2 separate regions of the Homo sapiens genome follow, and region 1 is linked to region 2. A link is a loop called in an ENCODE intact Hi-C map of the cell type or tissue named here. Cell type or tissue: B cell. All regions are shown on one strand. Links, peaks and the distances in the headings refer to the core of each region. The heading gives the core; the rest is flanking DNA.

Region 1 (16,065 bases), core at 2,603-10,602, 71 kb before region 2:
ATATGCCTGGAGAACAAGGAGAGAGCAAAAGTGCTTTTTGTTATAAATAAAACACTAGATAAAGAATAAACAGGTACCGAGTATGTAGGAAGGGTTATGGAGGGAGGTGAAGCTCAGCAAAGCTGACATCCTGCCCAGGGAAAGGAGCATTTCTTGGAGGGTTTCTGTGCTTTAGGATGTCTGTTAGAGTATGTGTTTCTCTATATTGTTTCCTGTATTTCCCTCTCTGTCAACTCCAAGAGAAATAGGAGGAAGAGTCCTGAACGGCTCAAACTCATCCCATTGCTTCCAACCCTAAGAAGGAATGAAAAGGGACATCTGTCTTCATCTACAATGAGCTGAGGACATATAGATCTTGTCTCAGTCCTGCACATAATTCCTTCCTAACAAAAAAGGAGCAAGATGTCTCTTGCATGGGTGAAGGACGTAGCTACAACAGACAGTAGTTTTAACCAGAAATCAAAGGATCATGTGGAGCAATGTAGCTTAAGCTGAAACTAGCAATCAAAAAGGAGTCTGACTTGCTACGAGGCTGGAGAATAGAAAGTAGGGAAGTTAAGAGAAGAGGACCCTAATCGCAAAGCTAGACAAATTGCTGGGTTTCAGGGGGATTGAATGGGGTCCTAATTTACTAAACCCAATGCAGTCATCTTAACCTCTTAGTTGTGTGTCTAGGATGCCAATCTGTGGATTTTGATTTATTACAAGCAGCAAATAATGTCCTCCCATTTGAGGCTGTCCTAACTTCAGTTTTAAGGCACTGTTTGTCTTTGAAACTCTGCAATGGTCCCTGGTCTTCCAGTGTTGACTGAGTGTTGGCTTCTTTCTACCCTGATGCCTTATCCTGATCTGATCTCCTTGGTTTACGATTCTTTGGCTTTTTCTTCCCATTTTCTTCTTTCTTTTAGCTTTTGTTTATCTCTGTCTCCAGGCTTTCTGTTCAACATATTCCTACAATGTCGTTCCTTCTCCCTTAGTTCATTTTCTGCCAGAGTTCTCCTGGTGCTGGTTAACAATCCTTCATTTCATAACTACACAGACAGTAGTTTTAACCTTTAACTGCTCAAGGTTTGCTATAACAAAGGAAGAGGGTCTGACATCAGAATGACATGAGACATAAGAAAGGACTGATAGTGTTTTGTAAAAGAGGAGTAGAGGGATGACAATCAAGAACCTTGAATTTATTCTTTGACATGTCCTTATGCTGTTGTAACGCTAAATCCAAGAACTGACAGTGTATGCCAGCCTACAGTGTGTCAAGCTTGTGCTCAGGGGGGCCACTGGAGAAGGAGGCCACTAGAAAATGCTTGGTTAGATGGGATTATATGGCTTTGAATGGAAGAATCTTCCCTTCAGGCCTTCTCCCTTCTGCCTACCTTCCTTATACTCTTTGAAGGCTATGCTGGAGATTGCTTGAGATCAACCTGCTCATGAGATGGGCTCCATATCTGCTTTATTACTCAGATGTCATCCTGCCAACTGATGTTGATTAAATATGGCATCTTGTTATCACAAAGGCCACTTTCCAGAGACCAAGTATGACAGCAAAAGCCAATTCACGTCACAGATTCATCAGTTTTGGGAAGAACATAGCCTTTTTCACTGTTTAATTCCCATCTATTCCTTGGTGTAAGTAAATTCTCTCTGACTTCTTTAAGATGGTTTTGACTTACTTAGAAATACAGTTGCATTGTTATCCTATCTGACAGTATATTAAAGATAACATAATTCCATCCTGGCTTTCTATTCTGAGCTGTTCCCTTTCATCTCTTTCTCATCATTTTCTAGTATGTAAGGTTTATATCATGTTGGTTAAAATGTTATTTTTAACTAAAATACATTTTTTTCATCATCTAAAATTCTGCTCAAAGTAAAAAATTTGGGATGACATGAAAGACTCATAATAGATCAGTGGTTAAATTCAGAGTGTATCTTAAGGATAAAAGGCAACCATTAAACATCATGGTTTCAGAAAATGTTTAACAGCATGGAAAATCCTTACTATACAACTGAAAAGCAAAATACAAAGCCATATATATAGTATAATTCTAAGTAGGTAAAAAAATAGATAATATATACAAATAAAAATATCAGAAAGAAAACACCAAATGTTAACAGAGTTTATATCTGGTACAAGTTTATGACTTGTATTACATGTTCTTTTTTTGTGTTTCTATGCTTTCCAAATTTTCTCAAATGTGTGTTACATCATAATTAAAAACATAAATATTGTGAAATTTTTGCTTAATGACCCCTTATTTATACTACCTTTTCAAGTTACATCTTCTAGTTCTGTGATCTCCCCAGAAACCTCCTCTCCTTTCTATTTATTGCCCTTTGTATCTTTAAATACTAGGCATTTATATGTACATATGGACAGCTCTCATTAGTGTTTATGTATTTAAGCTACTTTCTTATTACTTGTGTGTATGGTTTCATGTTTTTATAAACAATATATAGAGTTGCTTGGTATATAGTAATCAGAAATATGTTTTTGTTTTGTTAAATCTTGGTGTCCAAGAAGCAGAACTGCCAAGAAAGTGTAGGTTGGCAGTCAGAAATCAAAGTAAAATGCAACATGGAAAGAGGATGAGTGGTTATGAAACGCTCTGTGCTAGGCACGTTTCTGTTACCTCATTTACTCTTTACAACCTACCTGAGACGAAGATGGACTCCTTTCCACAGAAGAAACAATGGCTCAGTTGAGGGCGTAGGACTTGTCATAGGTCACACAGCCCAGTAAGTGCTACCTCTTTCAGGTTTGTCTTCTTGCCTTGACTCTTCTACTTGGTCACAAACAAGTTCATCTGGTAATGTGTGCACGTGTAGAGAGCAACCACACAATTTACAATGTAAGTTTGGGAATGTGTGACAGAAATATGTGTGTACATGCATTCTTTAATGTTTGTTATTTCGTGTCACAGTGACGTTTTATGCATATTGTATGTAAGTTCCTTGTTGTCAGAGTAAAATGCTCTTACTCCTTTTTTGTTGTTTTTTTTTGGAGACAGTCATGCTCTGTCGCCCAGGTTGGAGTGCAGTGGTGCGATCTTGGCTCACTGCAACCTCTGCCTCCCGGATTCAAGTGATTCTCCTGCCTCAGCCTCCCAACTAGCTGGGATTATAGGCATATACCACTATGCCCAGCTAATTTTTTTTTGTATTTTTAGTAGAAACAGGGTTTCACTATGTTGTCCAGGCTGGTCTCAAACTCCTGGCCTCAAGTGATCCACCCACCTCAGCCTCTCAAAGTGCTAGGATTACAGGTGTGAGCCACTACGCCGGGCCTCTGATTCCTTTTTAACTCCCTACAGTTACTAGAACACAGTGCCTTCCATCCAGATTCTCAATATGTGCTCCTACCAAGCCATTAAATCTTAGTGTTATATACCAGACCCAGCGTACTGCTATTTTGGATTCAGAGATGGCTTGGTGTGTTTCATTATGTTAGGATTATATGTAGATGGATAAGAGATAATGAGACAAAAAGGATTTCCAGACAAATGAAACAATGAGTGTGAAAGCTATAGCTATGATCTCATGTGTATTTTTATAAAATTGAGAGAATTAAAATTGGCCTATTTGGTAGTTAATTTTTAGACAAGAAGATTGGAAAATGCATGTATTATTAATGCTACTTATATAACTGCTACTAGCAGAAGAGTCTCTTAGTGATATTTTCTGAAGTGTGAAAGTATAGTAATAGTCAATGAGTTCTAAATATATTGCCACAGTGAAGACACTTTGGTAAAGTAAACAAGAAAAGTTGTAGTTCTTAGATTCTAAGTATATTGTTGAACCAGAATATTTGATCAGATCAATAATGAAATGATAATAATGGGAATGCCAGCAACAAAAACAAATCTACTGGGCTTTCTCTCATTTAATTTTTAATTTTTTTTTAATTTTTTTAATTTTAATTTTAATTGTTTTTGAGTCTTGCTCTGTCACCCAGGCTGGAGTGCAGTGGCAGTATCTTGGCTCTCTGCAACCTCCACCTCCTGAGTTCAAGTGATTCTCCTGCCTCAGCCTCCTGAGTAGCTAGGATTATAGGCATGAGCCACCATGCCCGGCTAATTTTTGTATCTTTAGTAGAGATGAGGTTTCACCATATTGGCCAGGCTGGTGTTGAACTCCTGACCTCAAGTGATCTGCCTGCCGCAGCCTCTGAAAGTGGGCCTCTCATTACATTTTAACTTGCTTTATTTAGTATAACTTTATGTGTATCCTAGAATGAATTGATTGTTCAATTAATTGAATATCTAATCACGTGCCTGGTGTTCTGCTGGATATAACATGGAATACAAAGATAAAAAAGACCACAGTTATTGGCATCAAGAACCTTAGTCTAGTAAGTTGTTTGTATACCAACAAGGACACAACAGTAAATGAAAACGGGAAAAGGAGGAGGAAGAATGTGCTCTGAGTATAGAATGAGTTAATGTAAAGACTCCAAGGACTTCTACCAAGTCCTCCAGAGGCCTAAAATCCTACTAGGATATGATGAAGATGGTTTTCCTAATAACTTCACTGTGCTCCTTTTCCAAAAGATGTGTAATGTTAATAAAGGGATGAGCCATGTAGTTCTGATCCAAGGCAGTGTCACGTTCAAAGGAACTCAGCCACCAATAATAATTTCAGAATATCTCAAATACTTTACATGTATTTCTCACGTATCATGAAGGGGATTGTATTAGTCCATTTTTGCATTGCTGTAAAGAAATACCCGAGGCTGGGTAATTTGTAAAGAAGAGGTTTAGTTGGCTCCTGGTTCTGCAGGCTGTACAAGCATGGCCCTAGCATCTGCTTCTGGCTAGAACCTCAGAAAGCTTACAGTCATGGTGAAAGGGAAGGGGAGCCAGCACACATATGATGAGAGCAGGAGCAAGAGAGGGGGGTAGGCGGTACACTCTTGTAAGCAAACATATCCTGCGTGAACTTTGAGAGCAAGAACACACTCATTACCAAGGGGATGGTGCTAAACCATTCATGAGAGATCCGCTCCTGTGATCCAAACACCTCCCACCAGGCCCCACCTTCAATATTGGGGATCACATTTCAAAATGAGATTTGGAGAAGACAAACATCCCAACCATATCAGGGACACATAGCTCTCAGAAATTTTCCTAAAAAAATGTTCTTTTCTCTTTTCTACAAGCTGCCTTCACACCCCACAGCTATTCTCACTCCTAGCTTCTCCCCTGAGCCATTTCCTCTGCCTCCAGCTTGGGCTGTTTTTACTTTCCTCTGCCCACCCTCTCCTGTGAAGTCTTTTTCTTCTTCCTACCACCTTGCAGGCATTGCTTCTTTCTGTTGGTTCTCTGACAATTCTCCATTACTGATGCCAAAGCATTGCTTTCTTTTAACATGTCTTCTCTTCTCAGAAGATAGAGGAGAGGAAGAAGCTGAACAAAGCCAGAATCTTGTTTTGCAGACTTGGCAAAACTCTTAAAGGAGTAGTTTTTCTGTCCTTAAGAGGTAAAAATCTTTCTTAAAGCCTACCAAATATGAGGTTCTGCACTTTATTCTGTTCACCTCTTGCCCATTTAATTCTTCAATTTGAGTTCTGTTGCCTATTCCTTTTTGTATGTCTGTTACTGCACATTTCATTGTAGCTGATTTCACTCAGAAAATAGCCTTCAACTATAGAAATGTAGGTCAGCATCATATATATTTAGGATGTCATTCATATGGAAGATAAAAGACAAGAATCCCTATTGCAAATTTCTTCTTTCCTTAATCCATTCTAGTACATTTCAGCATTGTAGGTTTTGGTACCTTGATTTTTCTTATCTCGTAGGAAAAAAAGTGGGTTCTTTCATATTAATATTCAGGACCATGTATACACGTGACACAATAAACCACCATTAAAGAGATTATTTACCCAAACATAATATTTTCTAAAATTGATCTAATAAGTAAATAGCTATGACCATCAGCATGTGTATTGTAGGAATGAATTTGATGAAGTATTCATAAATTACGGGTTGAGGGATGAATTTTTGAGTAGCTAAGGGGCTCTGCAACTATGCTGGTTGACTGCTTATACACACATATACACACATACAGTTTAATAATTACATGGGGTATAGAAAAAGAGTTGGACAAATAAGTCTCATCCAAGTCTTTTCCCACCAAATTTGTCTCCGAACTAGGAATGCTAAACAGCTCAAAACTAGTGGACGTGAGCTTTATCCAGTTCTCTGCTTCTTCCCACTCTAGTTGGAAGTGCTAATGAACTGACAGCTCGAACAAAAGCCAGCACACAGTAGTCAATCACATTTTTATTGCATAAAAAATGAACCCCCCCCAAATCAGAGCACAAAATGATACAAGATAGAAGGGACTTCAGTGTATCCTGTTCATTTCTATACTGCGTATCTGATCCCTGCATAATCACAGAGTGGCTAAAGATGATTCATCTGAAAGACCTATTTAAGGAAGGAAGTGAAAGTCATAGGCTAAAAAATGGCCCATAATCAGGTGCTGACAGTTGTGTGTTGAAAGGTTCTATGTAAAGCCAAACTTTCCAACCACAAAAAGGGACCTGTTTTGTTCAACATTCTGGAGCAAAGAAATTAAGGGGAAAGCCAAGCTAAGATGAAAGGCCTAGAAATAGTTTTAACTTTCATGCTTGACACAGGAAAATAAAAGAAACCTACTGAGTAGATTAAACAAATAAATGTCCAATCATGCATTTAATTTGAATTCCCATGAAAATCTGTCAAATTTGTAGAAAGACTCCTAAAGTTTATTTTTGATACTAGATAGGCCATCTCCTACGCCAAAAATGGAAACGCCTCATAAAATTGTATACAGGTGACTTGGCGATTCAGTGGCAGACTGTTCAGATTGTTTGTTATTGATGTCCCTTGCTGCTTGCTTGTAAATTCATGTACAGATTCATTCATTCATGCATTTATTCTTTTTTTTTTTTTAAATTCAACACATACTTAGTTACTTATTCATGCTGGGCATTGGGCTAGGCTTTGGAGACACAACAAATATCTCTTCCTCTGTTAAGAGACTTAGTCTAGGCTGGGTGCCGTGGCTCACGCCTGTAATCCCAGCACTTTGGGAGGCCGAGGCGGGTGGATCACCTGAGGTCAGGAGTTCAAGACAGACCAGGCTGGCCAACATGGTGAAACCCCGTCTCTACTAAAAATACAAAAATTAGCTGTGCGTGGTGGTGGGTGCCTGTAATCCTAGCTACTCAGGAGGCTGAAGCAGAAGAATTGCTTGAACCCAGGAGGAAGAGGTTGCAGTGAGCCGAGATCACACCATTGCATGCCAGCCTGGGTGACAAGAATGAAACTCTGTCTCAAAAAAAAGAAAAAAAAAAAAAAAAGAAAGAAAGAAAGAAAAGAAACTTAGTCTAGTTTGTCAGAGAAGAAAATGAACTTTTTTCTTTCTTTTTTTTACTGTACAGTACTGTAAGTGCCATGACAAAAATAAGCCCATTCAAAATGCCAATTCAGACTGGGAAATCAAAGAAGGCTTCTGGGAAGTATTAATTGCTGAGCTGAGATTTGAGAAAGAGTGGGTTTAGCCAGATGAAGGAGAGGCACTAGAACATGGTTGCTAAATGCGTGGATTCTACAGCCAGGCTCTCTGGGCTCAAGTCTTGTTTTTTCCAGTAACTATGCATGACCCCAGGCAAGGTTCCCAACCTCAATTTCTCAGTTCTTCAATTTCAACCTCAATTTCTCAATTCTTCAACCTCAGATTCCTCAATTTCTCTATGAGTGGGGGTAACAATAGTACCTACCACTTACCTATCCCAGGTTTGTAAGGATGAATAAATGCATTGATATTCCCAAAGTACTTGGAAGAGTGTGTCTCACTTAAGTGTTACATAAGTGTGTGATGAATAAATACAGGGGGAGGATGGCGAGTGTCTTGGGTGGCAGGTACGGCTGGTGCAATAGCTTGAAACGGCATGCATGCTGCATTTAGAAGACAGTAAAGAATAGAACGCAGGGTCCATGACTGAGGAGCATCAAAAGATAAGGCCGGAGAGACTTGAAGGCTTTGGTAAGGAATGTGGTTATTTTCCTAGACACCATGAAGAACTCTGGAAATATTTTAAGCAAAGAAGTGAAAAGATTATATTTGCATTTTAAACAGGTCAGTCTGGCAACAGTGTGGAGAGTGGAGTGCATGATGGCAGGCAACTCTTGGAGGCAGGGAGGCAAATAAGGACAGTGTTTCCAAAAATTGCCTGATAACCAGACTCGTCTGGGGTGCTTCTAAAATATGCAGATCCCCAGACCCCTTTGCACTCGATGCTGACTCAGATGATTTGGAGCAGGTTGGGTAATCTATGTTTTGAACAAGCAACTCTGGTGATTCCTGCCTTTTCGGATTTTGCACTGAGTTAGGTGGAGGTTGTAGGCATCTAGGTGAGCAATAATAAGGATTTAAACAAGAGGAGTAGAAACAATGTGGTTGGAGAGAAGGCAGCAAATTAAAAAAAAAAAATTAAAGCCTAGCACGTTGGGAGGCCAAGGCAGAAGGAGTTTGAGACCAGCCTGAGCAAAATAGTGAGATCTCGTCCTTCCAAAATAAAAATTAAAAAATTAACTCGTTGTGGTGGCTCATGCCTGTAGTCTCAGCTACTCAGGAGCCTGAGGTAGGAGGATTGCTTGAGCCCACAAGGTGGAGGCTGCAGTACATACCACTGTACTCCAATCTAGATGACAGTGTGAGACCCTGTCTCAAAATGAAACAAAACATAATGATAAAGCAGTAAGACTTGGTGCCACATAGGAAGGAGCCTAGAATGACACTCAAATGTTTGGCTTTGGTGACTGTGTAGATCGTGAAAGAATTTGAAAGAAAAGCAGATCTGGAAGTGAGGTTAATGAGATCAGATTCAGATAGGTTGAGTTTGAAGTGTCAGTGAGAAGAGTCTATTCAGAGGCTGCATACATATGCCTGAGTGCAGAAAAGAGACCTGGGCTGGAGACTTGTAATTGGAAGTCGTTAGCACATAGGTAGTAGCTGAAGCTTTACAAACTCCAACATTTAATCAGTGGGTAGAACATAATCCCATTTTATTTGTTCATTAATTTATTCACTTAATCATTTATTCAACAAATCAATTTTAAATGCATATTTTGTGCTAGGTGCCCTGCTACCCACTTTTTCTATGCAGGAGACTGTGAAGAAACAGCTAAGAGGAAAAGAAGGAAAAGAGTAGTACTATCAAAGTCAATGGAGAAGATTGCGTCAAGTGACACTGAGACTCCAAATGAGACAATGAGAGAAAAAGGTCCCCTGGACTTAGCCAGAAACAAAGAGGTCATTAGTAATTTGGGAGAGAATAGAATAGATTCTGTTGAGTTACGGGTAAAGAAATTGGATCAGAGGTGTGGCTTGAGGCATGAATGGGTAGTGAAAAAGTGAAGTTAATGAAGGAAGAAGAGAGAAAAATGTGGCAGACTGCAGACATGGTTATAAAATCTTCTACCTGTTTGCCTGTCCCTTTGCAATATTTCTTTGCAGCTACTCCCATCAAGAGGTGGAGTTTATTTCCTCACCCTTTGAGCTGGGCTTGGTGATGTGGCTTTATTGTGATCAATGGGCCATTAGCAAATGTGATACAAACAGAAGCTTGAAATATGATTGTGTATTGGGGCTTGCCCACTCTTGCTGCTTTTGGGAGCCTTGTGACTGCAACCAGGTAAATATAAACCTGGAGCAATTTGCTGGAGACCTGTGGCCAGTCACCTCTGTCACTCTGCTGGCAGCCAACAACAACTGACAGTACCAGCCACCAAACATTGAGTGAGATGTTGAATCACTCCCTAGCTGATCTACTCACTGACTGCAGCTGCATGGGTGAGCCTTGCCAATTCTAGCAGAAGAACTTCCCAGCAAAGTCCAGCCCAAATTATTGATTCACAGAACAATGACTATTATTTTAAGACACCCAGTTTTGGGTGTAGTTTCTTACACAGCAAAACCCAACTGATGTAATAAGACCTTGTCTGAGTGTCATGGATTTCAAATGTCTAAGTTCTCTGGAGGTTTGTATGTGTCTCTGGGACTTTTGGCTGCAGTAGAAGGTCAGAAAAGCTATAGTTGTTCTTAGTCTCTTTTCTCTTCCTAACACATTGTTCCGGATAGAAACAAAAACAGAGTAGTATCCTAGAAATAGAATAACTGGGTTGCATAGCATTATTGATTCATGCAATGATATGGCTGAATCTTAAAATAATTATGTTGAGCAAAAGAAGCCAGACCAAACAAATAAACACAAGGAGAGTATGTATTGTATATTTCCATTTATTTGAAACTCCAGAAAATGTATAATCATCTATAATGAAGAAAGCAGATTAGCTGTTGCCTGGGGATGGAGTGAGGAAGGGAGGGACAGATTACCAAGAGGCATGAAGAGACTTTTAGGGATGATGTATATTCATTATTTTGACTGAGCTGATAGCTTTATGGGTGTATACTCTGTATATATGTCAAAACTCTTAAAATGATACATTTAAAAAAGATATATAGTTTAATGTGCAGTTTACCCTTGAACAACTCAAGGGTTAGGGGTGCTGACCCACTGTGCAGTCAAAAATCTGTATACAACTTGTAACTCTCCAAAAACATAACTACTAACAGCCTGCTGTTGACTGGGAGCCTTACGAATAATGTAAAGTCTATTAACACATATTTTGTATGTTATAGGTATCATATGCTGTATTATCACATTGAAGTGAATTAGATAAAAGAAAATGTTATTAAGAAAATCATAAGGAAGATAAATATATTTACTCCTTTTTTTGTTGTTGTTTTTTGAGACAGAGTCGTCTCGCTCTGTAGCCCAGGCTGGAGTGCAGTGGTGCGATTTTCGCTCACTGCAACCTCCGCCTCCTGGGTTTAAGCCTAGCCTCCCTCGTAGCTAGGATTACAGGCGCCCACCACCATGCCCAGCTAATTTTTGTATTTTTGTAATTTTAGATTACAGGTGCCTAGCACCATGCCCGGCTAATTTTTGTATTTTTAGTTGAGTCAGAGTTCCACCAAGTAGGCCAGGCTGGTCTTGAACTCCTGACCTCAGGTGATCTGCCCACCTTGGCCTCGCAAAGTGCTGGGATTACAGGCATGAGTCACTGCATCTGGCCTGTTTACTCTTAAGTAGAAGTGGCTCATCATCAAGGTCTTCATTCTTGTCATCACATTGGGTAGGCTGAAGAGGAGGAGAAAGAGGAGGGGCTGGTCTTGCAATCTCAGGGGTGGCAGAGGAGGAAGAAATTCACATATAAGTTGATCCTTACAGTTCAAACCAGTATTATTCAAGGATCAACTTTAAATCAATTATACCTCCATAAAGCTGCTAAAGAGAAAAAGAGAAAGAAAATCTTTGAATTGGCTTCTTATTCACAAGTGTGGAGTCAGAATAATGATACCCCAAAGATATGCATGTCCTAATCTCTGGAGACATGAGTATGTGCAACTGTGTAGGACTGTGAACATGTCACCTTACATGGCAAAGGAACTTTGCAGATGTACAGTGATTAAAGGAGTATACTTGAAGATCAGGAGAGTATCTTGGATTAATGGTGTGGGACCAATGTAATCACATGATCTCTTAAAAGGAAAGAGCATTTCTCAGTTGGGTCAGAGAGATGAGACGGAAGAAGAAGGTGGAGAGATTTGAGGGAATCAACCTGACATTGCTGGATTTGAAGATGGAGCAAGAAGTCTACTTGCCAAGCAAAGTGGTAGCAGCCTCTAGAAGCTGGGAATGAGCCTCAGTTTACAGGAAGCAAGAAGACAGGGACTTCAGGCCTACCTCTACAAAGAAGTAAGCTGCAAATAACCCAAATGAGCAGGAAATGAATTCTCCCCTAGAATCTTCAGGAAGAAATGCAGCCTACAGCCTCTTGATGAGACCCATGCTAGATTGCTGACCTAGTGAACTATAGGATACTCAATTTGTGTTATTTTATGCTACAAAGTTTGTAGCAATCTGTTCCAGCAGTAAAAGAAAATGAATACAAAAAGTTTTCATGGGCAGAAAGTTGGAATTATTGACTCAAGTAGCTGTTTGAATGACCTGTGCTCCCAGTTATAAATCACAAATAATCGAGTTGATTGTATTTTGCCATTGTTTACTGCATGTTCCTTTCTCAACAACTTTAGGTTTACTCACTTTTTAAAATGCAGCTCTAGCCACACAGTTGTTCTGCCATAGGCTGGTTGGGGTGTAGGGGGTGGGTAGTTCTTATGTCCTAGTCTGAGGCATACACAAGTTACGTTTTCTGCAAATATAGAAATATTTTCTCATTAAACACTGGTCACATCAAACATCACATTGCAATTTTTTGGGGTGTGTGTGTGTGTGTGTGTGTGTGTGTACAGATTTTGAAAGCCAACAAATTTCAAGATAAAACATTGTACACTTTTCCAGACACCTAAAAACTTCTCAGGTTTAATAGTCTGTAACAGGCTGTTTGAATTTAAATACTGGCTCCACTCTATACCTCGCTGGTTGCTTAACACTCTGTGCCTTAGTTTTCTTATCTGTAAAATGGGATGACAGGGCTACACTGAACATAAGGATTAAATGAATTTGTCTCTGTAAAGCACTTTTAACAATGGCTGGTACATTGTAAGCACCAGTGAGTGTCGGGTTGTTAATTGTTATTATTACAATGATGTCTTTGCTGCCAGTTAGGACAATTTCCAACTCAACAGTGGATTCACCTAACTTCATGTGCCCTAGCAGAGGAAACCTCAATTTGCTTGTGTGTCTGTCCCGCCAAGAAAATGCAGGTCACTTCCTCTGGCTTTCTTGCCTTAAGAGTTCCTGTTTCTGCCGAAGCAGAAGCAGGAAGAGAAAGTGACACAGTGATGTTTGCTGAGCAGAGCAGGATTCTGTCCAGTGACTTCTTTTTCCCCAATTAGGAGGCTGTGTTGGCAAGACATGGATTGTTCTTTACGCTTTCCCTATCTTTTCAGCTTTTTCCAAGAGGCCTTGGTCTCTATCCTGAGGCTTTCCTCATCAGCACATGACGGTGAGCTGAAAGATTCCTAAAGTTCTGTTGTCTCTCAAAACAAAACAGAACATTCCAACCAAATTTAAACAGATCCATTTACAATTTTATTACATATCAGCTTTCCTGTGTGGCATTTATTTGAGGAAAGGCTCTCTCAGATATGAGGGAGTTGGTTTTAGAAAATTAAATCAGACAGACTAAAATGACGATCTGATTCATGAGAGGAAAGAAGATACACTATGTGATAGAAGAGTTATTTTTGGAGAACTTATTTTCGTGACTCTGAATGCCCAGAGGAGAAAACATATGGATGGTATTGCTAATTTAGTACCATGTCTGCTTCAGGCTCTATGTGCAGTTTTCTACAGACTGGGCAGCCGACTCTTTGGTCTCCATTTTTGAATGGAGTGCTGCAAGAGATGCTGTCTGACATACGAAACAGTCAACTGAAAATAAAGTAGCAGAGTTAACGTAGGCAGTTTTCTTCACTGTGGTTACAAGATGGCAGGGCCTTCCAAATTTGCACACTGTACATTGAAGTGGAAGTGGATGCTAGCTCTAAAAGCTCTGTGTGGGCGGCGTTGAGAGTGGGTATTTTGATTTGAAAATTTTGTTAGTTGCCATAGTAATTGTCACAATTATGTGGTTTGTTCGATCTTTGTGATACTGAACACCTATTAGCAGCACCCAGAAAGCGGTGTGTTTTAGTTTTTTTTCTTGTGCATACTTACAGAGAGAAAAACAATAATGTGTGGTCAGATTTTAAGATGAAGTAAAAACAATAAAAAAGTATCACATATCTTTATGTAAAGTGTGTTTATTTTCTTAATTATTTTTTAGTCAGATTTCTCTTCAGCAGAAAAGTCATCAGGAAGTGATTTTGTTTTTCTTTTTCCAAAACAAGGAGACCCAGAAACCAAGGTTACAAAGCTTTGTAAAAAGAAGAACAGGAAGCTCTCCTTTTGTTATTAATGTGTTGTGTCAGCAATGATGCTACTTAAGTTCAGGCTGAAATTTAAGCTGAATCAAAAGAGAGTGTGTGTTTCCACTCCCTTTGCATTTGTGGTGCTCACCATGGCCACTGATTATTTAGTCCTTGATTGCTTTCCTGGGGCTGTTTTGCAGGTGACTTTTGAAACATGGAGAGGCATTATTTGGCTAAACAAACTATTTGTGTTGCAATTGTTATAGAAACTTGAATGCCTATAGCTAAATCTTCACAGCCTTCTTTATTTTTGCCTCAGAAGTATTTTTTTATCTATCTGAATATTATTTTCTAAATTAATTAAATGTAGAGATATAATGATAAAAAATAAGAGTATCTTCTTTGGGTTATTTCTGATTTTTATCAGAAGGAGATAAGGCCGGTTCTGATCTTTGACAGAGCTCTATGACATGGGAACTGAAGTGGCTCCATTGGTTGGCTGACTCATGAGAGAAGGAGAATGTGGGAGAACTGCTTAATCTGCAGTCTGGATGGCCATGCATGTGGGGATGGGAACAGGAGGAATTGACTACCTCTTACTGTTTCCAGTCAAATTTCCTGAAAGACTTTGTGATGAGTGAGTGATAAATGGTGTTTATTACTTTTAATACACAGATATGAGGGAGTTTATTACATTTAATACACCTATGAAGTGATCATTTAAGTATTAAATAGCATGTCACAACACTGAAATCTTTTTATAACTATTGATTTAACTGCCTTTGATACTTATTGTCAGTATTTGTGCTCTAAGTGCAGTTTTGTTTATTATTAAAAACACTTTGACCGTGCAAATTGAAACGATGAAATACCTCTACACACCTATTAAAGTGGCCAAAATTCAGAACACTTACAGCACCAAATGCTTGTGAGGGTGTAAAGCAGCAAGGACTCTCCATCATTGCTGGTGGAAACGTAAAATGGTACAGCCACTTTGAAAGACAGTTCAGCAGTTTCTTAGAAAACTAAACATACTCTCATATAGGTTTTGATACCAAGGAGCAAAATTGCTGAATTGTGCTCCTTGGTATTTGCCCAAGGGACTTAAAAACTTATGTCCAAACAAAACCTGAACACGGATGTTTATAGCAGATTTATTCATAATTGTCAGAATTTGGAAGCAACCAAGATGTCCTTCAGTAGGTGAATGGATAAATAAACTGTGGTACATCCAGGAAATGGAATATCATTCAGCACTAAAAGAAATGAGCTCTCATGCCATCAAAAGATATGGAGGAACCTTAAATGTACGTTACTAAGTGAAAGAAACCAATCTGGAAAGGGTGCATACTGTAGGATTACAACTATATGACATCCTGGAAAAGGCAACACCCTGGAGACAGAAAAAAGATTAGTGGTTGTCAGGGGTCAGCAGGAAAGGAGAGATGAAGAGGCAGGGCACAGAGGATTTTTTAGAACAGTGCAACTACTTTGTTTAACACTGCAATGATGGATATATATCATTATACATGTGTCCAGTTCATGCAATGTACAACACCAAGATTGAACCCTAACATATGCTGTGGACTTTGAGTGATAATGATGTGTCAATGTAGGTTCACCAATTATAACAAATTTATTACCCTGGCAGGGCAAGTTGATTTATGGGGGAGGCTATGAAAGTAGAGGACAGGGGTTATATGGAAAATCTCTGTACCTTTTGCTCAATTTTGCTGCAAAACTAAAACTGCTCTAAAAAAGTCTTTTTCTAAAAAAATTCTTTGATCCTAGGAATTCTACCAATCAGAAAAAATGGCCGGGAAACTATACACTCTTGGCAAATTATTTTAAATGAAACCATTTGCTGTTGAAAAGTCATCAGTTTTATGGTTGGGCCTTCCTATGTAATTTTCTGTTAGAAATGTTGAGGATTATGCAAATGTACAATTTTATTAAAAAGGAAATGATGTAGAGTGAGATGTAGACTCAACTAAGGCTTCAAAATTTTATTAGATATATTAAATAATGCATAAACTTAAGAAAAATGAAAAAGTCACAAACCAGTATTAGCTTCATAATAAATTGTTTCTTTTTTATTTATATATTTTAAATTTAATTTTTAATAGCTAAGAC
Region 2 (16,065 bases), core at 5,480-13,479:
AAACAGGCCACCAAATAACTACCATATAACCAGCTAAAATAGAATAATTACAAAGTGAACAGGGACACAGAAGAGGAAGAATATAAACAGTTTCCTGATTAGTGCCACAGTGTGGCATGGCTAGAGCACTAAGAAACAACTAAAGCTAACAAACCGGTTTGGCACAGAACCAAGAGGGAGGGTTGTTCTTTCTCAGTTAACCTTTATATTGGTGGTGCACCTAAGAGATAGCATCGCATCAGCAATAGCTCATAATAAAAAAAAAATCATGGAATGAAATTGATGTATGCTCAGGATCAGAAGAACCAACAATATTTGGCCATTAGCAGTTTAGTCACATGTACACAAAGATTATATCACATACAAACACTTAGTCTAAGTCATATATCACCAAGCTAACAGAAAAAGAATAGCAATTCCAAACATTTTGCAAAAAATAAAACTTTGCAAAAAATTAAATTAGTAAAAAAAAGAACCATGCAATTTTACATGTTTGGTGCTTGTTTTCAAGCTGCTACCAAATTTAGAAAATCACTTCCCTTTATAACAAAGGGCTTTCAGAATCTAAATATCAAATGAAATTCTAGCATTTAGAGTTTATTAGACACATGCAATCACATTCAATGAAATTATGAGTGAGCTACAAAATGGAAAATTAAGAACTCACCATGATAAAACCTCAAATACATCTCAGAATAAATTCAACCTTTTTAGTTTAACATCTATATCTTTATCAACTTTTTAATGCAGAAGGACCCATTAAACACTTAGGTAATAAAATTCAGTGTTCTATGCTAAACGAAGAGAATTTTATAGTCCACATCATGATTTATAGTTACATTATCACATTTCTTCCACAATGCTTACATTACTTCACATTATAATAATTATTAAGCTATTGATATGAAGCAGAACACTTCCTCAAATTAAGGTACCTTTCGCTGTAAGTAGCAAAGACTGCCTTCCTGCAGTAAGTAAAGAAGTGACTCTTCAAATACTGGGTGGAATTTCTTTATCCAACATATTACCAATGCGCTGGCAGATTTACAACAGATGATCAGGAGCCACATGCTTATTGGACAAGACCAGTTCCTCGTAGCTCCTGTTATGCTCATTGCCCTCCCAGTCCAACCTGTTCGGCAACAACTGGTACTGCTCCAGCTCCTGCACCAGCACCTGGGCCCTTCTCCAACACAGACCCGGTGAGAGGTACTGGGCGATGAGGAAGTACAGCTCCAACTCCATGAGAGGCACCGGGCCTCAGGTGGACAAGGCCTCCTCCTTGGCCGGGCGCTGGGCGGGAGGCGGGAGCGAGCGTGCTAGCCAAGCATGTGGGCCGCGCTGAGGCTTGACGAGGCCGGCGTCCCTTTTCCTGAGGCACGTGCGCCGCCGCCGCCATCATGCCGTGCGCGCCGCCCTAATGCTTTTTTTTTCACATTAGAATCAACTGGGAAGCTTTTATTTTTCTCCCAGATTTATTGAGATATACTTAATAGATATAAAATGTAAAATTCTATAATTTTTTAAAAAAATCAGTATTTTCTTAAAATTTCAATGTTATGTCCCTGAAACAAGAACGATCTCAGTCATCTTTGACTATGCTTTCTCCTCAGCCCCTCTATCTAAGTAGTTTCTGCTCATTCTTATCTCCACTATCACGATCATATGACCTCTAATGTTTTTAAATCATCATTGTCCTCATCTACTATTTCATTATCAGTAGTACAGCTTCTATATGAAAGGTAGGACAAGTGCTTGATTCTTTCTCATTAGTTATCATCTTCATTGCCTTTCAGCTGATTTATTCTGGCAGAATTCTGACTTCTACCATTCTTTTGCCCTTCCAATTTATATGACATGTAGCTATCAGATTACTCTTTTCGATGCACAGGTCTGACCAATTGCTATTACCCAATTATGTTCAAAGCAGTCAAGACATTCCTTATAACCAAATGTGACTCTACCTTTCATCTGTATTTCCAAAGTACTTTTAAATTACACTTCTAAAGACAATTTAAATTTTTTGCTGCGATATTTTTTGATATAGATTAGGCTATATATGATTAGTGGACCATATTTTAGAATTAAAGCCAAAATTCTAGTGGCCACAGACTACAAAACCAGTTAAATACCGCTTCTTATGGAAGTCTTAACAAGGTTTATTTCTTTCTGGGCTTACAATGGTAATCATTTATGCTTGGTGAGAATGCAATTTGTTAATGAATGGACTTGAGCATTTTAACAGCCTAGATAATCAATTTTTATTCAGATGGTGTTACTTTCCTAGAGTTATTTGCAACACAAACAACAAAACATGTCATAATAAATAAACCAGTACATCATTAATTTTTTGGTGGAAAAATCTGTTTGGCTCAGGTTTTTTTCTTACGACAGTAATGCTTGCTATAAAAGTCTAATAATATAGAAATGTGGAAAGTCAATTGTGAAAGTCTCCCTTCACGAATCTCACAGTCGACCATTAATAATTAGATTTGTATCCTTTAACATTTTTTTCTATGTACATACAGGCATTTGAAATAAAGGAGCCCTTTATGTTATTTCTGTTACAGAACCAGGAAGATCCGGATAAAGACACTGTCTGCACTCTACTCAGATGCCCTTTGAGTCTATGCGCTGTTTCTGGGCTCATCCTCCAGCCTCAACGTGTTTGCTGTAAGTCTGTCTGTCCTTGGGCTCCTGGAGGAGTTTTGCAGTGCACAGGGGATGGAAGTACTTGGGAATTGATGTCCCACTAGATCAGTCTGTAGTCAATGACTGGTGCATGAAGAATTCACCTCCAGAGCTCTTCTGGGATTTGGCTGAGGCTGGGACTTTGTCTCAAATTGCACCCTTGTTTGATTTCCTCTTCCCTGTCCTATTGGCCCTCCTCTCTACAAGTTTCTTTGCAGCACTTTCTTCCTATCACCTGCATATAAATCCTTGTCTCAGGGTCTGCTGGTGGGAAACTCAGCACAGGGAAAGTACACAAAGAACTGAACAAAACTGACATACTTAAGGGAGAATCTGTGACTCTGTTTCAATTTGTCTTCAACTAAATGACCTCAGGCCTTAGATAGGGCCATTGAAATTTCCCTATTAGAAATGCGGTTACACATTTAAGACCCTTAAAATTATAAAAAGAGATTTTAAGTAGTGATAATTAAGACTCAACACCAAACATAGTGTATAGTTTTATAACTGTTCTGTTATCTGACTTTTACTAAAGAAACAAATAAAACCACTTCTCATTATCAAGGTCCTCCAACTACTTGCAATGCAGCGGGAGGCAACTTTATAACACAAAGCAGTAGAAAAAAATTATTAAAAAGTGATAGTGTATAATTAGATTCACATGACTTATGTTGTAGACATTTAGAAAAGTGGATAAGAATTCTGTTCTGAAGTTACCAGGAAATGCTTCACTGCAAAGTTGAAATTGAAATTGAGTCCAGAAAGCTGTAGCACCTAGATAATGGAAAGTCAAACATTCTGAATACTTGGTGTGCTTTGGGGAAAGAAGGTGGCATTAGGGGGAATTCTTTGACTAAAGCAAAAGGTATGGGTCCAGGAATTATGTTCTAATGGGGTTCTATCCGGTTGGATAGGCAAGGTAGGGTCAGATAATGAATGGACCATCTCAAATGCTGGGCTAAGTAATTTGGGCTTGATTAGAAAGGCTGCAGTGAAAAAGCATACATTTTTAAGCAAATGGTGTGTTACTGGAGGTTCTGTAAAGACTTACTTAGCTTTAGTGTCAGAGAATTAACTGTGACAGACAGAGGCTGAAAATGTGTTGGAAACTGCAAGTCTGTACAAGAATAAAACTCTAGATTTGAGGGAATGGCAATGTAGAAATGAACACTAGCGATCATAACAAGAAAAGATGGTACTGATTATTAGGGGAGGAATAGAGAAAAGACTCAAAAATAGGTCTAAGGTTTAAGCTTGAGTGACTTGGAAAATGTAATGGAAAACAATGAAGCTGAACTTAAAGCAAGAAAAGTTTATTCAGGTGGGAATGTGCCTCAGTTTGATTTTTGGACACTTAGAATTAAAGCAGGGTGTTCTGATGGAAATGTCCTGGAAATATGGAACAAGGCTGACTGAAAAATTAGTGTTGGAGATACAAAGTTTGGATTGGTAGACATGAGAACTTAAGCAATGGAAATAGATGCATTCTTAAGAATGGAAATATAATATAGAGAGAAAATAACTGAAAATGGGAAATTAAGACCACTAGAGTTATGTTTAAAGATTTCATTACATCTGAATGGAAATTGGAGGATATATGCTAGTTTACCCAAAAGACAGCCTGTTTTGTTAATTTAACACTATACCAAGCTAGGAAAGATAACCTCTTTCTCCATGGATCCTCCATTGAACTTTGGCTCTTTAGAATTCCCTCATTCCTTCTTTGGGAAAGTGGAATGGGAAAGTCAAGGGTGCGAGGGGAGAATAGGTGACATCTCCTGGATTTTCTCCTCCTATTCCACCCCATCCCCCCACTCTATTTTCTACATACTTAGATTTGGGGTAAATTCTCATTGTATTTCTATGTCAAGACCTGAATCCCTCTGGATGGGGGTAGTATATTATGTCAGTGGACAGTTAAACTCATCATCTTTTTTATTTCTTTTTGTTTTTTTTTAATCTGATGACTGAAGACAGCATCTCTCTTTCTGTTTCAAAAGACCTAGTAAAGAGTAATGAGAAAAATTTGAGAGGGCCCAGGGGATGCATATCTATAGATATTTCACACCACACTCAGGCAGCTTATTGTCTTTAGTTCCAGTAAAAATAGACCATTGGGAACAAATTCAAAATCTGTGGAATCTGGTGTTAATGTGAAGTGACTCTTGCTCTTGCAAAGAAATATGCTTTAGAACTCTTCTCTAGAACTCAGATGTTTTATGAATGGTGATGAGGATAATGAAGCTAATAATTATAAATAATAATCCTATGTGTTAGAAATTGTCTCCTTGATGATACAATTGTTCCTCTACTCTTCTCACATTTTAATTAGAACATGCCGCTGCTTTAAATTGGGAAGAGGCAGTAGTCTGATAAGACAACACATATTAGCACTGTCCCCACTTCATACCCTCTTGGTTACAGCCACCATGCCACTGGCCTTCTTCAGTTTCAAACTAGATTAATTTTCAAGAGGAAGATTTCCTAGGTAGCTCTTGGATCCAGAAATAAACTGGCAACTGGTAAAATTCTTGTTGTAACTTCCACTGCAATTTCAGCATAACTCTGTAGCAAAGGTTGTGTCACTTGAGAGAATACAGTGACCCACAGGGAAATTTCAAAAATTTAGACCACTCTGATAGAACAAAGCCTTTTCAACCCTGCAATCAATGGCCGTTTAAAAAAAACAAGTACACAATTTAGATTGTCACTCAAGGACTAAAATACTAAGGAGATGATTTTAGATCTGTAATGTCTTCCTATAAGTTATATAATAATAACTTAAAAAGAGTAAGCAGGGTGTACTTTTTTATTTCTCTTGGGGAAGAACATAGTGAATCAATAATTACAGTTATTGGTAAAGTATAGAAAAAGTTTAGCATATAGAGTAACATTTACATTTGTCTCTTTCATTCAAATATCCTCTATTGACAAAGACATTTTTGGTTGTGAAGGGGAAGGGAGAGTTTGGGGGAAACAGAAAGAGCTTGAGATTACTGTGAGTTCTGAACTCAAATTCCCACTTTGCCACTTTCTGGCTTTGTGGCCTTGAATAAAATATTTACTCAGATTTTTCTTCCTTTTATTTCTTGGTCTGTAAAATGAGGACCAATAATGATTGCTTAACAAGGTTTATGCAGATTAACTAAATGTACTTGGCACATAATAGATGCCTAGTAAAAAGAGAATATCCCTTTACTTGCAGTTGTGAAAGTTCGTATGACATAATTGTATGACTTCTTCTTTTAATAATTCCCCATTTCAAAATCTCAGCTAGTGAAAACATCCAAGGATAAAAGAGCTAAGGAATCAACATTTGTTTATTTTATAGCTGTAATATCACACAACAAATATGCAGTGATTTTTGGTGCGTGATCTTCAAAAAAAATGAAAAAGTGTGAACTAGCAAAAAGTCTCACTATATCTGCTACTTAGTTTTTAAGCTGGGTTTTGAGTTATCTAAGCTACTATAGAAAATGTTCTGAAATTGAGGATTTTTGTAAGAGCCACACAAACTCCTTTTGTAGTTTAAGTGGGTCCTCCCAGTTTTCATTGTAAGATTGAAACTCAGGTGCTGAGGCTGCCTGGTACTTTACCTAAACCTAACCTATATTATTATTGTTCTGTTGGGAGAGTGGTTTAGAAATATAAAATATAGTAGAAAAAGCATTGGTTTCTAGACAAGGCATCCAAATGCATTTCTTGCTTTGTTACTAACTAAATTATGTAATTGATCTTTACTTCTTTGGGCCTAAATTCCTTGTTGGTTCTATATCAGCAGTTCTCAGATGCTGGTCTCAGGACTTGGACTTCATTAGAATTACCAGGGATATATCTTTAAAATCACATTTCCGAACCTACCTTCCACCTTCTGAATCGCTAGGAATGGGGTCAGGAATCTAGGGTTAACAAGCTCTGTAGGTGCTTCTGAGTAGTAACTGGGTTTAGAAACCAGTGAAGTCTTTCCAAATCTTCCTTGCCTGCAGATTTGAAGTCTCTTTCAGATTTTTTACTTTCAACTAGGCTTTTAAGTACTATGGAGGTGGTTGCTCTCCCAGCCTTCAAGTGACAATCTGGGCTATAGGAGAAGCTTAATAAAAAAACAATTTTGTGAATCAAGTAATTTGATTTCCTTGTTGGCATTGAATTCTCTCCTTGGGTAGCCTCCAACTTTCTCAGATATCAATTCTTTCTCAGTTCTTAAGAGAAACAAATTAGCTTTAAAGAATTGTTGCTTAAAGTTTTCCCAAATACATAAGTATTAAAAGTGTATGGCAGTATTCATAACCGATTGTATTACTCCTAATGATATCGTGCCTTGACTTGATTTAGCCCCTGTTCCGATCACATATACCTGTTAAAAATTGCTTTTCAATTGCCTTTGGTTGGAAATGATGTGTTTAATTGATTTTGGGAACTGATTCTATCCTATTAATCTTTGACATGCTATGGTATTAAGTTTTTTAAGCTCTCAAAAGGATAGCTTAAAAAATAAGCTCTTATTGTAGAATATTTAGGGAGCATAAAAAATTATAAGGAGAAGGCTGGGGCGGTGGCTCAGGCCTGTAATCCCAGCACTTTGGGAGGCTGAGGTGGGTGGATCACGAGGTCAGGAGGTCAAGACCAGCCTGGCCAACATGGTGAAACCCCATCTCTACTAAAAACTACAAAAATTAGCTGGGCACAGTGGCAGGTGCCTGTAATCCCAGCTACTCGGTAGGCTGAGGCAGGAGAATTGCTTGAACCCAGGTGGCAAGGTTGCAGTGAGCCGAGATCACGCCACTGCACTCCAGCCTGGGTGACAGAGTGAGACTCCGTTTCAAAAAAAAAGAAAAAAAAATTACAAGGAGAAAAATGGAAATTACCCATAATCTCATTACTCAGAAACAACATTCAATATTTCAGCACATTTTTTCTAGTTATACAAGCATACAAAAAATAAATATTTGGGATATTTTCCAAATATGTAATTTTAATTATTCTTTTTCCACTTAACATTTTATATTGAACATTTTCGTATGTTATTTTTCTTAAAAACAAACAGTTTTAATGGTTATATACTATTTCTATAATATGAATAGACCATAATTCATGCAATCACCTTCTCATTTTTATATGTAGATGGTTTTTAACTTACTGCTCTTATAATAATGCTATAATGAACATTTCCAGAAATGATTCTTATCTGCATTTCTTACTATTACCTTGGCATTTTCTCCTAAACAAGAATTACTGAAACAATCTGAATTTTTAAAGGTTCTTAATATGTATTATAAACTACTTTTCAGAAAATTAAAAAAAATCAATAACAGGACTGAATGAGTCCATTTTTCTTAATACTATTTTTAATAGTTATTGTCATTGAAAACAATCTTTGCTAATTGAAATTCTTGGTGTTCATAACTTGCTTTTCATTAAACATTAGTGAAGTTGAAGAGTTTCCTTACTTGAGTCAATTATATGTCTTATACTGTAAATTGTCTTATAGTCTTTTTCCATCTTTTCCTATTAGATGGTTAAAGCTTTTATGTGTTAATTATATATATATATAAAATTTTTTTTTCAGAGTCTCACTCTGTTGCCCAGGCTGGAGTGCAGTGGTCTGATCTTGGCTCACTGCAACCTCCGCCTCCAGGGTTCAAGTGATTCTCCTGCCTCAGCCTCCTGAGTAGTTGGGATTACAGGTGCCTGCCACCATGCCTGGCTAATTTTTGTATTTTAAGTAGAGACAGGGTTTCACCATGTTGGCCAGGCTGGTCTCGAACTCCTGACCTCAGGTGATCCACCCACCTCAACCTCCCAAAGTGCTGGGATTACAGGCGTGAGCCACCATGCCTGGTCTGTATCGTCCTTTAATGTGATATGGTTGGCAAATATTTTCTAGTTGGCTAGTAGATTTTTAATTTATTTGTGATGATGACAATATTTAATGGTATTAGGAATATTATGTTATTATACTATAGTCCACTATACATAAAGACTTATCTATGGTAAAAAGAGGTGGAAAATCCAGATAGTACAGATCTTTAGTACATTTTAAATTTGTTTACGTGATTCACATGGCTTGACTTTTGACAAACATATGCCTCCTAGAGCTAAAAGAGTCCTCATAGATTGTTTCACTTCCTCTTTCCTGGTAAGCAGGTCACCATGAAGTAAGAGCATGTCTTATCTTTGCATGTCAAGCATTATTTTGTGTTTCACTTTTATAGGAGAAGAAAAAGAGACATTATGTCATTCTTCTGATTGTGAATTTAATTAAAATCCTGATTCCTGGATGGTATCGTGGGCCTATTGAATGAGAATCTCTGGAGCTAGAACTGGAAATCTGCATTTTAACAAATAAGTCTGGTGATTTTTAGCATTCTAACATTGGAGAACTACTGGTGCTGGAGAGTTCAGATGACCAATGGTGAATTTTATCTCACATTACTAGCTTCTTCAGTTTTCTTCCCCTCAGTGCTCAGGTACTCAATTTGCATAATATTAGATTGTACTCTTTATATATTGGTTCAGAAAGGTTTTTAAGTGTGTGCTGTGAATCTGAAGCTAGATGGAAACTCACTCAAAGCAGGAATTGTAATACCCGGTTTTTGTTTTTTTAATCTCCTTAGACAACTTTGCATAGTGCAACAAAGTTATTGACTCATAGAGATTCAAAGTACCAAAGAAAATGAGATACTTAATATTTTAAAAATATAAGCCTATTTTCTGTATGAGAAAATGGAGGTAGAGTTTTAAAGTCTTTCAAAGTTTGTCAGGTTTCATGGTTTTTGATTTATTATTTTTTGAGGTTTTGGATGATGAACCTTGACTGATACTACTCCAGTGATATTTTTAAAAGTATTTTTATAAGATGTTTTAGAGGTGTCTCTTTTGTAGGAAAGAGACATGAGATAGTAAATTAGAATTTTTATTTAATTTAATCCAAGAATTTGAGACAGTACCTCTTCACAGAGAATCAAAAAATAGCTTGATTTAATCTGCAGTGTACCTATCTCTGTGCTTAAAACTGTGGATCTATTTCAATGGAATGGAACACGATCCTTATCCTTGAAGAACTTAACTGTATTTTACTTGCACTTAATTTTTGGCATTGTTTTACATGTTACTTCATATAATTTTACACTCTATAATTATATTTCTGGAACATTTGCATTGCTCTCATCTGCTTTAATAATGCTATTGCTGATTTATATTCATATATAATATCATGTTCTTTTCAAAGCCTATTTATGTATATGGTTCTAGGAGAGCCTCAAGAACTTAGTATAATATTAATAGAATTTTTTGAGTGTTTGATTCATGTGTGACTCTGAGCTTCACATGAATCCCATCACCGAATTATCACAACAATTCTATAAAGTAGGCTGTGTTATTATCATCTCCTATTTACCAGGTGTGAAAACAGAGCTGAACAAAGTTATTTTAAGAGCTGCAGTCTGACTCAAGAGCATACAGTTTACCTTAAGATCCCCTAGTCTAAACCATTAAACACACTGCCTCCTCAGCAGCATAGGTAGTTGCAAAAACAATTGGACAGATAGTCAAATTCTTGTCTACTTATATTGCTCAGATAGAAGGGGGCATATTTGCTGAACTTGCTCTGCAGTACTCAGTAGAATATTTTCTGTAGGTTAATATAATCCTTGGATGATAGTCAAAAGGTGATCAGAACCCCCACCCCTGCCCTTGATCTCTCCGAAGCCAGGCAATATATTTTTATTCAGTTACTTCTTTTAACCTGAAGTCACCAAATAGCATACTACTAAATGTATAAAGCAAAAACTATAAAGCAAAAAAAGAGAGATTCCAATATACATATTCAAAATCAGATCACATAGAGAACACAAAAGTAATGACACAGAAGAAATAAATGTTATAATCAATAACATTGACTACTAGCCAAATACAGAATTTTTCATCCTTCAAATAGATAATATTATTTTTTAAATATCTCTGGAATATTCACAAAAATTGATCATGTTCATAGCCAAACAAAAACAAACACAGAAAAACTTAAAACCAAAAGTGGAGATTTTACAATCCATGTTCTCAAATAGCTATGTAACTCAAAACTTATGAAACATAGTAAAAGTTCGGAAACATTGTACTTAGATGCAATTTATAGCTTTAAGTGGCACCATTATTAAGAGATGGCTAAAAATAGGGTTTTTTTGTACTCATCCTAAGAAATTTAAGGACCCATGAAGCCGGGCTTGGTGGCTCACGCCTGTTATCTCAGCACTCTGGAAGGCCTAGGCTGGTGGATCACCTGAAGTCAGGAGTTCGAGACCAGCCTGTCCAACATGGTGAAGCCCCGTCTCTACCAAAAAAATACAAAAATTAGCCAGGCATGGTGGCACACGCCTGTAATCCCAGCTACTTTGGAGGCTGAGACAGGAGAATCACTTGAACCTGGGAGGCAGAGCTTGCAGTGAACCAAGATTGTGCCACTGTACTCCAGCTTGGGCGACAGGCGACAGAGTGAGACTCTGTCTCACAAAAAAAAAAAAAAAAAAAGAAAGAAATGTAAGGACCCATAATATAAATCAGAATGTATTAATAAAGATAAAATCAAAAACTTATGAACAAGAAAATAAATGGAAAATCTAGAAAGACTAAATAAACCTGGAACTTGGTTATTTGATAAGGCTATATAAAATAGATAAATCTCTCATAAGCCTGGTTAAAGGAAAAACAAAAAAGATGCAAAATAAATAATAAAATATTAGAAAAAAGAGAAAAATGACAGTAACATGTGGAAGACAGTAAAAGACATGAGAAAATCTTCATGAAACTCGATTGTAACACGATTGATAACTTAGAGAAAATGAATATTATACTAAATGTAATTCACTAAAATTGATCTAAAAGAACAACTTTCGTATGCTAAATGCTATATAAAATACTGAAAAATGAATAAAAATAAACCATTAAAGAAATTAATAGGACCCGATGTCTTTGTGGCTGAGTTTGATCAAATCCTTAGAGATCATGTAAGCTAAATATTTAAACCTCATAAAAAGCCAGCATAATCTTAATGCTTAGTAAGGGTAGTGCAGATAAAACACTACAGTCCAACTTCCTGTGAACATAGTGGCAAAAATTCAAATTCAAATATAAAGAAATGGAACTCAGCATTGTATCAAAAAAATGGAAACTATAATACACTATCACTAAGTAGGATTAATTCCAGGAATGCAAGAATGGTAGAAAATCAAGAAAATTATTAGCATGATTTTATATGTTGCAAGAGAAAAATCATGTTTTATCAATAAAGACAAGATTCTTAGAAGGAATTTGTTAAAAATTTTCAGGCATTCCTAATAAAAACTATGTAAAATAGGAAAAAGGAAAAAATGCCTTATCTATGATTAAAACCTACCAAAAACCAACAGCAAACAATTAAAATTGTTTGTGCTAACTATTCACTAATATAAAAAGAAGAAAGCAATATTTACCTTCAATAAGAAAGTAAAATAATTGGTATAAATTTGGAAAAGAGATAAAATGACATCGTATTGCAGATAATATACTTCTGTACTTAGAAAACCTAAAAAAAATTCCACTATTATGAATTAGAAGAAGAAAATTTGGTAAGTTGACTGGGTATATAATATTTCAAAGAACCTAAGATATTATATATTTTAAGATATCTGTTACTTTATGAACCACCAAGAAGGAAAAAACAGTGTCAGAATTAAGAGGTCATTATTATAGAATATGTCCCATTTTCAAAGATGTTAAAAATGTGTGTTTCAGAATTGATGATATAAGATAGATATTTAAAAAGCAATAGTTTTGTGTGTGTCTGTTGGGGGGGTGGCAATAACCACTTACTTGCTAAAAAAAAAGCTATTTAATAGTTAGGATTAAATTCATCAAGAAATATATAGGACCTACATGAAAAAAACTCATACATTTTCATGTAAATATATAGAACTCCCTAACCAAATAGATCAAGATGCCATATTTTAGATGAGAACAGTTAAAATTGTAAAAACATCCACGCTCTCAAAATTAATATACAAATTCAACACAATGCTGGAGTGTACTTAGGGGGAAAATTTGACAAGATTATTTAAAAAATCATATTGAAGAATAAATATTCAGTATTACCAATAAAATTTAAAAAGCAAGAATAGTGAGGAGAGATTAAGCATAATAGACAATAAACCATTCTGTAAAATTACCATAAACCAAATGGGGAGGCAATTGGCATGGAAATTGACAAACTGATTAGGAGCAGAAAAAAAGACATCGTATTTTAAAATTCAATGGGAAAAGATTGTTTGTTCATATATGGTGCTGGTAAAAACTGGCTTTCTACCTGAAAAAAATAAAATAAAATTAGGCCCTTACCTTTGGCCTTGTCAATTCTGGATAGATTAAATCACTACTTATAAAAAATAGAATAAGAAAATTCAGGGGGCTATATGTAAAAATCAACAGTTGAGAAAACATTTGCAACACAAATGACAAAGTGCTATTACCTATAATATACAATGAGAGCTTGCAAATTGATAACAATAAGACAAGCATACTACAGAAAAAGGAATGAAAAATTTGAATAGTTAATTCATAGGGAAGTAAGCCCAGATGAACAATAAACAAGTAAAAAGCTGTTCAAATTTTTTACTAGTTAGGAAAATACAGATGAAAGGGAAAATGAAATCATTCTTTTTACACATCAGTTTGAAAAATTTTAAAGGAAGATTTATACCAACTATAGGTGGATATTTGTGAAAGAGAATATTCACATGCATGGTTCGAAGAATGTACTTTTTGAAAAACAACCTGGCGATTTATTTTTTTAAAAATATACACATCATTTGACTCAGCAGTTCTATTCCTATGATTCTGGACTATAGAAATAAAAGTGCAAATAATATAAAGGATGTTTATTTCATCTCTGTTTCTAGCAGCACAACACTGAAAAGGTGAATAACCATTAATAGAAGAATGGGTGAATAAACTGTGCTATATTTGTAACATAGAGCATTATAAGTCTACTAAAAAGAATAAGTTAGACCTGTATCATCTAAGTTGAATGGATATTCTGTATTGTTAAGTGAAAAAAAGCAAGATGTAATTCTTGCATATAATGTCATTTTGGTAAAACAAATAATGACAATGATCCCTTTACCCCTGCATGTGTCTATGAGTATGGAAAAATGTGAAACTATACGTTTAACATTTGTTATCTAGATGAGAGGTGAAAAGGGGCAGAAGGAAAAGACAGGGAGAAGAAAGAAAAAAAAACAATATATAAAGAGTCATCTTTGAGCAAGAACATGAGAAAAAAAGAAAAACAACAATAGCAAAGAAACAAAAACTTCTAAGAGTTTGGAATTAAATTCCCTGATTGGAGAAGATACCATTATAGGGTTGGAATAGACCTAGAGTCACACACACACAAGAGAATTTAGGAAACTACCAGAACTTCCATTTAGCTATGTTACTTAAGAGTTAAATCTAATTTCCATAGCAGAAATTGGGACTAATTTTAGAACCCACACTGTAATCTTTACTTTCAATTTTATGTATTTGGGTAATGTTTTGGAGGTCTCAAATAATATTAAAAAGTAATAATTTTTTAATTTACCTGTAAATCCAAAGTCTGTATTTGTCTGGTAAGATTAAATAAATGATAAGAAGAACATTTTTCTCTCACCATTTTAATATTTACATCATGGTGTATCATATTTATTTTGTAAATTCCTGGCGTTCTTCAGAAATGAGAATGAATATAATTTGCTACTGTTTTTCACCATGTGCCTTACACATAGTAGGAATTAAATAAATAATCTGTTGAACAGGATTGAATTCCACTTTTTTTTTCAAGAGTGCTTTCCAGCTGAGATAAATCACCAAAGGCTGACCAACAAGAATTCCTAATACTAGAGGACCTAACATTCCTTCTGAGGCAGGAGATAGACTTTTATTTCAGCGCCAAAAGGATCTACAAAACGCAGCCCATCGAGTCATAATGAATAACAATTTCACCTTCACTCAAGTGTGTGCTTGAACAGTAACAGGTGATTAAACCTATCACAGTATTACCTTGCAGACTGGAGGCACTCACCACATTCTCGTGGTTTCTAAGGCAACTGATTAAGGATTCTAAGAACTGAGGCCCCATTTAGGCTGATGCCCTTGGAAAGGTAGAATTTCTTTTCCAGTAGGCTGTACTGGAAGACAAGGCTTATTTGTTTTAATGTTTTCCATTTCTCTGAATTTCACAACACAAGGTGCTCAGATACCTTTTGGTAGAGCCTACTGGAAAATGTTACCAGTATAAAAATAAAGAGCTCGGTTTTGCCAATCCAAAAAACACTTGGTGTGATTACTGGTAAATAGGAGGCAACTCAATGAGGACTCTGTTTTCCTTTTAGCCTCACTTTTTATTTACTTCTTTGCAACACAAACTGTAAACGGTAACATTGATGATGTTCGGCCAACACCTCAGTGAAGGACTCTCTTTAATAAAACCTGTGGTGTTGGATGGGTCCAATACAGACAGGCTTTTCATGCAGTTCTGCTGTTCAGGCTTGACACCCACCGTGATGAACTGCCGTTGAGATAAATTCAGTGATTCTCTGGAATAAGCTCTTTAGGGTTACAAAATGGCCTCCAGAGAGAGTCAGGGCTTGCTTCCAATGGGAAGTTAAGTGGATTTTTTTTTTTCTTTTAAGCAGCTAGTCTGATCTCCAACCAGCAGGTTGTTCACATACTTCTATAGTACTCCCAGCCTTGGCTGCAGCCTTGCTTTCTCTTTATGGACTCATTACCCAAATCTCTGAAATGAAGTGATTTTTTTTCATTAACTCACTGAGGCATAACACGAGCATTTCACTACCACATAAAATTTACTACCTTTGTTCTTTTCTCTGGCAGAAGGAATATTAAATCTTAGCTATCAGCTATGAAACACAATGCCTGCTGTTTTTTCATGCAAGAAAAATGTTGATCAGATTCCCACACATTTTTGGGGCAATGATGGTTGTTATTATGACTCTCAAGGTCCTGAGATAACTTGAAAGTGGCAATACATTCACACATCTTATGCAATGACTTTATCATGCAAGGCTCACACTAGAATGTAAACTCTGAAGTTTTACCTGTTTAACTCACTAATACATTCTTGTGTCTTCTACAATACTTAGGAAGTATATAGAAGGTAGGGCCCTGATAACTGTTTATTGAATGAACGAATGAATGAATGAATGGTCCTGTTCTGGGACATGGTGAGGTTAGCATGGCATGCCAACTGGGAGTGATGAGGACTTGGAACTATGCCACCTACCAAAGCAGAAATTTTAGGACAAGGCCTGGCTTCAATGCTCTGGGGAAATGTCCATTTCAACAGGG

The links. A loop is a pair of places that touch in the nucleus more often than their neighbours do. Peaks named below come from ENCODE experiments on the same cell type or tissue, not always from the same donor. Only the 100,000 strongest peaks of a DNase experiment are listed, where the experiment ranks them.
Region 1: a loop joins it to region 2, with 7 times the contacts of the local background. A loop is called at or near these places in 7 of 110 quality-filtered maps.

What each region holds. Positions count from the first base shown.
Region 1 is chr12:89,850,170-89,866,234 of GRCh38, forward strand. No RefSeq gene overlaps it. Among named protein-coding and RNA genes, the nearest start is that of LINC02399, 89 kb to the right of the region's middle. RefSeq lists an enhancer at 7,886-7,935. In B cell, for the core only: no CTCF peak of the experiment used is centred there; DNase peaks (open chromatin) are centred at 6,482, 7,752 and 9,515; H3K4me3 peaks cover 1,251 bases.
Region 2 is chr12:89,918,497-89,934,561 of GRCh38, forward strand. It overlaps LOC105369890 (a long non-coding RNA gene), which reads left to right and starts at 1,646. Exons shown (of 13, transcript XR_001749246.2): 1 at 1,646-1,742; 2 at 2,571-2,673; 3 at 8,904-9,158; 4 at 14,540-14,732. It also overlaps the pseudogene BRWD1P2. RefSeq lists an enhancer at 1,250-1,749. In B cell, for the core only: no CTCF peak of the experiment used is centred there; DNase peaks (open chromatin) are centred at 8,925 and 10,173; H3K4me3 peaks cover 2,889 bases; H3K27ac peaks cover 4,739 bases.